Linked DNA regions of Homo sapiens: region 2 is linked to region 1. Evidence: chromatin contacts called from ENCODE Hi-C data. All regions are on one chromosome and are shown on one strand. Each heading gives the region's core, a stretch centred on a gene start or an enhancer-like site at or near the end of the contact. The rest is flanking DNA. Distances are from core to core; before and after follow the strand shown. Region 1 overlaps GAB1 (GRB2 associated binding protein 1). Region 2 holds the start of SMAD1 (SMAD family member 1).

Region 1 (3,553 bases), core at 486-2,985:
TGGAACCAGGGGTTATCAGATATTTTAATATACAGGGTTTTAAGGGTGAGAACATGAGGCAGCATACACTTAGCTCTCTAGTTTTCATTCTGGGGGACAGGTGAGGGGAGTATCAAAATCACCAGGGAACTCTTTGAAAATCATTCACCTTGATTATTTTTTTCCTGTTTACCTGTTGTGAAGGGTGGGTAGGGATGACAGTGTGATGAGGTGGCATTTGAATCTAGAATCTGCGGAAGCTGTGGGTGCTGACCACAGTGTGGTAGTTTCCATAGTTTGGGCCAATTTGCAACCTGTCTTGTACTTACCCTTTGGAATAGAAAGATACAGTCTCATGATGCCAACTCTCACCCCTCCTTAAGTGTGTATTTAGTAGTATTTCCAGGAAATGATTCCTTCTACCCTAAGGGCTTTTTCCTTTCCTTTATCTCTTCAAAGATGGTTCTTAAGACTTAGTTTTAAATCATATATATATATATATGAATTATCAGAAAGAGGGAAGAATAAATTTGAGCATTCCTATTTTTTTATACATGTTTTGTAAATCTCTCCTTTAGTGGAAGGGAAAGAGGATGCAACTATGCTGAGAAATGTGTCTGTTATATAAATTGCTATTTTAAAAAACCACTTTTAAAAACTAAGAACCTAGGAAAGAACTCCGGTACGTTAAACCAAGCCCTAAATTTTCAACAGACATTTTAATGATTATATATTTTATACGTTGTGTGTACGTGTGTGTATGCCTTAAAGTTTTTAGATTGAAGTTATTAAATTTCACCTGTCTTTTGTTGCTCTTAAATGATTTACATGTAATTTTGTCAGTGATTCTTACATGATCACCATCTACTCATAATTAATTGTATAGACACAATTTTAAGTTTCATAGCTTTTTTTCCAGTTGAATTGTAACAGCCTGTTTAAAAGACAAATTTATAGGCGATTGTAATCTTCATGAAGCAATGTGAGTTGATGAATACCTTTGAATGTTGTTTCGGTATTTTTCTTTTTTATTATAAAATGTTAAATATTTCATTTGTAGAGCTTCTCTCATGTCAATTTGTTGTATTTGACACAATAGGAATACTCATGCAGTGTTACCAGTTTCGTGATATGCGTTCAACATCTCTGAAGGTGGTGAATATAAAATCTGTTTTTCAAACAAGTACACACATGAAACTAAAACAATTTATTCAAGTCCTAAAACAACGTTAGTGAAACTTCAGTTCTGCCACTGTGCCCACATTTAAGCTGACAGCATGTGTGTGTGAGAAGAAGATACACATTACTGATAATCTCTTTAGAATGCATTAATATTTTCAGGCCCAAATATGAGTATTCAGTAGGTTCATCAGATTAAAAAAGCTAAATGAAATTTAAATATTGACTTGTATGTTTCCTTTAATTAATTTTGGTGACTTACTAATTGGTATTTGTGGGGATACGTAGAATTTTTTGAATTGGTGTTTGTATTCTCCATGTTTTAGTTATAAAGCACTATGAAGAGAAAGTGAATGAAGAGGCTGCCTTCAGGTGTAGTAAGGTTTAACTTCTATCCCGGTTCCAACTTGTCCTGCTGTCAGCTTGCTCCTTAGCTCCCTGGCTTATTTACATATTGTATAATCCAGACTGGCTTGTCCCGTTTGGTAGGTTGGTTATAAACTGCAGAGCTAAGTAAATGTGTGATAACATTTTAAATGGTATGAGAAGTTAAACAGTACTTAAGGAGTGATGTCGTAAAGAACCCCAGCTGTCAGGTGCCCCAGGGTTGGCCTCCTTTGGGGCCATTTCCGTTTTCTCTGAGTAACAGGAAATAAATGTGAAACTATAGTAAATTCTGGTCAGATGATGACCCCCTCATCCAGATGAGATGTAGCATGCTGGATCTGATACTGAAAATGTTTGATACTGAAAGTAGATTATTAACTATTTCCATTAATGAGTTTTGTACACAGGCAGAACAAATCAACAAAAAACCCACGGAAGCATTTTTATCTGTCTTTACCCAATATGAAAACAGTAAAGGCTAGACAAGTCCTGTTCTCCTCCTCCCTCGGTGTATAATGAGAGAACATTTCCATGTGCTTTGTGATGACCATTTCTAGTGGCTGCATGATACTGTGTCCAGTTGTAGGATTATTGGGTTTCCCAAAACATCACTGCTCTTCAGTGTTTAACATTATGAAAAGTTGTGCCTTATCCCCTGTGTGAGTGCTCTAAGCTCTCTGTAAGGCTGTGTGCCCTGGTCATTGTTGAGTATGTCCTTTTCATATTCATTTATAATCAGGCCAGCCAAAGATTGGAATCTAATGGTGGATGTCAAAGTCTTTCCTAGAGTACCTCTTCCTTCCCTACTGGGTCTCTCTGAGATTTTCAGGGGTTGCCAGTGGCAAAGGGTGTTTGTTAACCCCTAAAGTGATGGTGATGGTTTCTCCCTATTGTGTTATACTGTGCATTTGCTCCAATTTCAGGGTTCCTTGGTTCAAAGGAACGCTGGGGAACCCTAACTTTGAAGATCTCAATTTGACAGCAACCTGCCTTTTTCCATGAGTCACTGTTAGTTCAAAATACCCAAAAAGAGATTCTCATTTCTGTAGGTTGGGCAAGTTGCAGCCTGCTTGATTTTTTAGTGTCTTTGGTTTATAATGATTTTAGAGAGTAGAAGAGGAAATGGCTGTTTATTGTATGTTGCATAAAACTATATGGCCTTGTGCAAATGATCTAACTTTATATGAATCCTGGATTGAAGACAGATGTTTCTTTTGTATAAGTAGATTCACCACTCTGTGTCCTACTCTGAAATAATGAGGGGGAGAATAATCCCATATATATCACATCAATTTTAAAAAACCGGAATTCAAGAACTGGGAAATTTTTCAGTTTACATTCTCCTGATTCTGATTTTGTTTCTTACGTTATTTTTCTATTTTAAATTTGCTTTTATTATTTGAGATAAAAAATACTTTGTTTCCATTCTAAGTTTTGTTTTTTGAACTAAAGGTTAAAAAACCTGCATTCATGGAATTGTTGCCTTTTCAGTGGTTAACTGTTAGATTTTATAATCAGAAGATTGAGATCTTTAAAGGACAAAATGGAAAATAAAATTAGGTTTGGGGTAAGGAATCCTACTTGGACACTACAAAAATAGAAGGAAAAAAAGGTGAATGAATAATTGGCAAAACAAACTCTTTTTCCTGTAAGTTCCCTTTTCCCAAATTCTTGCCATCATGCTAAAAAAAGTTGTCTCGTGGGTTGATTTTTCTCAGAATCCTGATGCTTGTTGTTAATAAGAATTTTTTTCATGTGCCAAAGTTTTGTTTTTCGTGTGACTTCTGCGGCAATTTTGGTCTTACTGAAAATATTTTTTTAAGTACCATGGTAAAAGTTACTGGTAATAAGCCAAAAGGAGAATTTAAGGTGAACTTCTATACAATTTACTTTTATTGACTAGGGGAAATCAAATGCATTGCCCAAGGTAATTGAAGTCAGATTATTGTAGGAGAAATATCAATTCTAATTAAAAACAAAGTGTGAGTGCTTATTTCCAGTTTCAAAA
Region 2 (3,553 bases), core at 512-3,011, 2.1 Mb after region 1:
AGAGAATTGCTTGAACCCGGGAGGCAGAGGTTGCAGTAAGCCGAGATCGTGCCATTGCACTCCAGCCTGGGCGACCGAGCGAGACTCCGTCTCAAAATTAAATAAATGCCATTTTTGATTTTTTTAAAAATTAACGACTTTAAAATGACAGTTTATAGCTCCTCCTCCCCATTCAGGATCCAATCAAGGTCATATACTGCATTTCATTGTCATGCTTTTTTTTTAATAGCTTGAGGTAAAATTCACATACCAAATGATTGACCCATTTAAAGTGTGCAATTTAATGGCTTTTGGTATATGCACAGAGTTGTGCAACCATCACCAGAAACTAGTTTTAGAACAATTTTGTCACCCCATAACCTTTAGCTGTCACTCCCCAGGTTCCTCATTTCCCCAACCCTATGCAAACCACCAATCTACTTTCTGTCTCCATAGCCTTGCCTACTCTGAGCATTTCACATATGTGGAAGAATACAATGTGTGGTCTGTCTTCTTTCCCTTCACGTTTTGAAAGGTTATCCATGTAGCATGCATCAGTATCAGTACTTCATTCCTTTTTATGGCTGAATAATGTTCTCTTGTATGGGATACTTTATACTATTTATCAAGGGAGGGTTTTCAACAGAGGAGTGGCCTGATCCGAGTGGCATTTAACAAGGTTCACTTTCCTGTTGTTCTAAGGAGCAGAGAATGATCAACTGCGTCAAACGCTGCTTTTAGGGAAAATAAGATGAGGCCCACGAATTGACCAGTAAGTGCTCAAATAGGTTAAGGGAAAAAGGAATTTAATTAGAAGACATATTCTGATATACATTGCTGGGAGTGATTTTTTTTTTTTTTTTTTTGCTTCATGTGAAATTTATTCCTCAAAAAAAAATCATTTTTTCTAAACGTAACTCAACATTATAGTAATTATGCAAGATTTTATGCAGCTTCAAGAGTTAGCCAAGAGAAAAGTTGACTCTTGCAAGAAGATATTTTCAATGTCTATGCAGATCAGGTAGGTAAGAGTTAAGTGCGGGGGAGTTGGCATCATCTAAAAGACTGTAGAAATTGGACCAAAAATGTGGAGTTCTAAAGCAGTATCTCCTTATGGCATGCCATTATTTGGAGCAACAAGGTTACCTACTCGAATCACTGGATCCTGAGTTGACACAAAACGCATCTGTTGACTCAGGGTTTGTATAACCACGTGCAGTATTTACTAGGCTATCCAATTCTGGGTACGTACAACTTCTGGGGCCTGCAAATTATTGGAGAGTGAGTGAGGGGCAACGAAAGATAGACATAAAAGGGCGCGTCTCGAAAGGTAACTGTCAACATGCACTCCACGTTTATAGAACGATTCAGTGGGCGCGGTGGAAGCGTTAATGAACATTTCAGAAAATAAACATATGGAACATCGAAATTCACTTGCAGATAATGGACTAAGTCCGCTCCACCGGGACTAAAAAGGCAGGGTTAGGAAAGCCTGAACGCCGCCACACTGTTTTTTCTCCAGGAAGAAACGGGGCGTGGGGCTGCCGGTAGAAGGGGGTGGCTCCGGCCGCTCCCCCGCGCCGTCCTCCGGCCCCGGCCGCGCTGCGCTCACGCCGGCCGGGCCGGGAATTTGGAGAGGATCCCTGGTCGCGCGGCAGCGGCGGCGGCGCGCGGGTGAGCGGGTGAGCGTGTGAGCGGGCGGGCGGGCAGGCGAGTGCGCCGGGTATTGGCAGCTGAGGAGTGGAGGCTGGGCAGCTCCGACTCCCTGACGCCAGCGCGACCAGATCAATCCAGGCTCCAGGAGAAAGCAGGCGGGCGGGCGGAGAAAGGAGAGGCCGAGCGGCTCAACCCGGGCCGAGGCTCGGGGAGCGGAGAGTGGCGCAGCGCCCGGCCGTCCGGACCCGGGCCGCGAGACCCCGCTCGCCCGGCCACTCGTGCTCCCACACGGACGGGCGCGCCGCCAACCCGGTAAAACGAAACAGACCCGAACCGAACTTTCCCTTCATGCCGCGTCCCAGCCCTCCCCTCGGCGCCCCGGGCTTTCCAGCGCCGCCGCCGCCGTCTCTGCACGCGTGGGGCCGCCGCGGTCGTGCTGGGCTGGGGGCGCGGGCAGCGGCGGGAAGGGGGCTCTTTCTGCGCGGGGCGGGCCGCGACCCCCCCCCCCCATGATGGCGCCTCCCGTCTGCTCGGAGGAGCGAACCTGCTACCACGTCTTCTCGCGCCCAGCCCGCCGGGCTCCCCTGGTGTCTTTGTTGGGTCTTCTGCTGTGGGAAGCCCAGTTCCCGGGCCCCCGAGCCTCGGCTCCCGGGCCTGACCGCGCTGGGATCTCCCCGGCCGCGCTCCCCTTCCGCGCGCTCCTCACATCTCTCCCGTGCTGCCGCCGGGCCGAGGCCCGTTCGCGTGGCCCGCGGACCCATTGTGTCCCCCGCGCCGGCGGGGCGACCCCTGCGGGAGCTGGAGGACGACCGCTGGCGCTGCTCTCCAAGGCGCCTGGTGGAGCGGGTCTCGCGGGCGGGGGACCCCGGCGCCCCGGGCCCCTCCACATCCCGCACGGGTTTTCTTCTCGGCCCCAGCAAGCCTCTTTGGGGTCGAGGTCAAGGAAAGTTCGCACCGAGATCCCCTCTAATTTATTCAAAGGTTTGGCGGCGGCGCGTAATTTTTTCCCCCTCTTCCGCCTACACCCGCTGCGTCTCCTGGTGTCTCGTTCCTTTCCCTTTACCGGAGTCGATTGCCTCACTGCATGTGTATTCGTGAGTTCGCGGTTGAACAACTGTTCCTTTACTCTGCTCCCTGTCTTTGTTAGTGTTTCTCGGGGTTGTTTCTGTAGGAAGGTGGGGGTGGTGGGCGTGAGAGACAGATGTGGGCTTGTTTTTCTAGTTGCTGAAACTGTATGAAGGCTTTAAAGGGAGAACGTTTTCTTGATGTGCTTTAGGAGGGGAGGAGGAACAAATGCCTGCCAGATCTCACAGCTACAGTAGCTGAGCTTTTGTTTATTTTGAAGAGCATGCAATTTTTAAATACACGGTGCAAGATAACCAGTAAAGGCGCGTTCCTTCTGAAAATTGAGGCCGGTCTCAGAACCATCTCCTGAGAAAGCATCCTTTTCGTGAGTGCTGAGACAACTGTCCTTTTTCTCTGCCCTCCCCCCTCTTTTCTTTCCATTGTATCTGAAGTTTCAAAGTACGTGGAATGATACAGAAGTTGCATGATTTCTGTTATTTCTTCCTGTTGCTGAAACTCTCAGCCGCTAAATCTCAGAATGCCTCTATTTCAGAACATCTCTGGGTCTAATTGCCTGTTGTGGATAACTTGCCCACACCTCAGTAACACAATGAGAAAACTGTTCCCTGCCCATGTTGATTTTTCAAATTGTTTGTAATTACTTTAAATTGTATTGAAGGTAGGTGGACCGTGTTAAAAAAGAATCGGAACAGAAGTGTTCACTGCCCCAGCATTTTCAATTGGTATAAATATTGTTGCATCAGTGTTATTCTGATGTAGGTGCCAGATCTAAATATGCTGTACTGATTAAAGTGTTTGTTCTGCCCTCTCCCACTCTCTTTCCCATTTGCAA

The links. A loop is a pair of places that touch in the nucleus more often than their neighbours do. Pooled maps may share reads with other maps.
Region 2: a loop to region 1 is called in a pooled map, with 10 times the contacts of the local background. The contact joins the promoter of SMAD1 here to the enhancer-like site in region 1. A Hi-C loop is called at or near these places in 2 of 37 single-sample maps with no recorded cell type and 7 of 50 pooled maps.

Annotation. Positions count from the first base shown.
Region 1 is chr4:143,357,401-143,360,953 of GRCh38, forward strand. All of the region lies in intron 1 of GAB1 (GRB2 associated binding protein 1), which reads left to right. Among named protein-coding and RNA genes, the nearest start is that of MIR3139, 16 kb to the left of the region's middle. Within about 2 kb of position 1,736, at least 24 of the 41 ENCODE cell types and tissues checked have a DNase peak (open chromatin) inside an H3K27ac peak, as active enhancers do.
Region 2 is chr4:145,480,092-145,483,644 of GRCh38, forward strand. It overlaps SMAD1 (SMAD family member 1), which reads left to right and starts at 1,762. Exons shown (of 7, transcript NM_005900.3): 1 at 1,762-1,947. RefSeq lists silencers at 1,531-1,660, 1,831-1,990, 2,331-2,390, 2,481-2,580.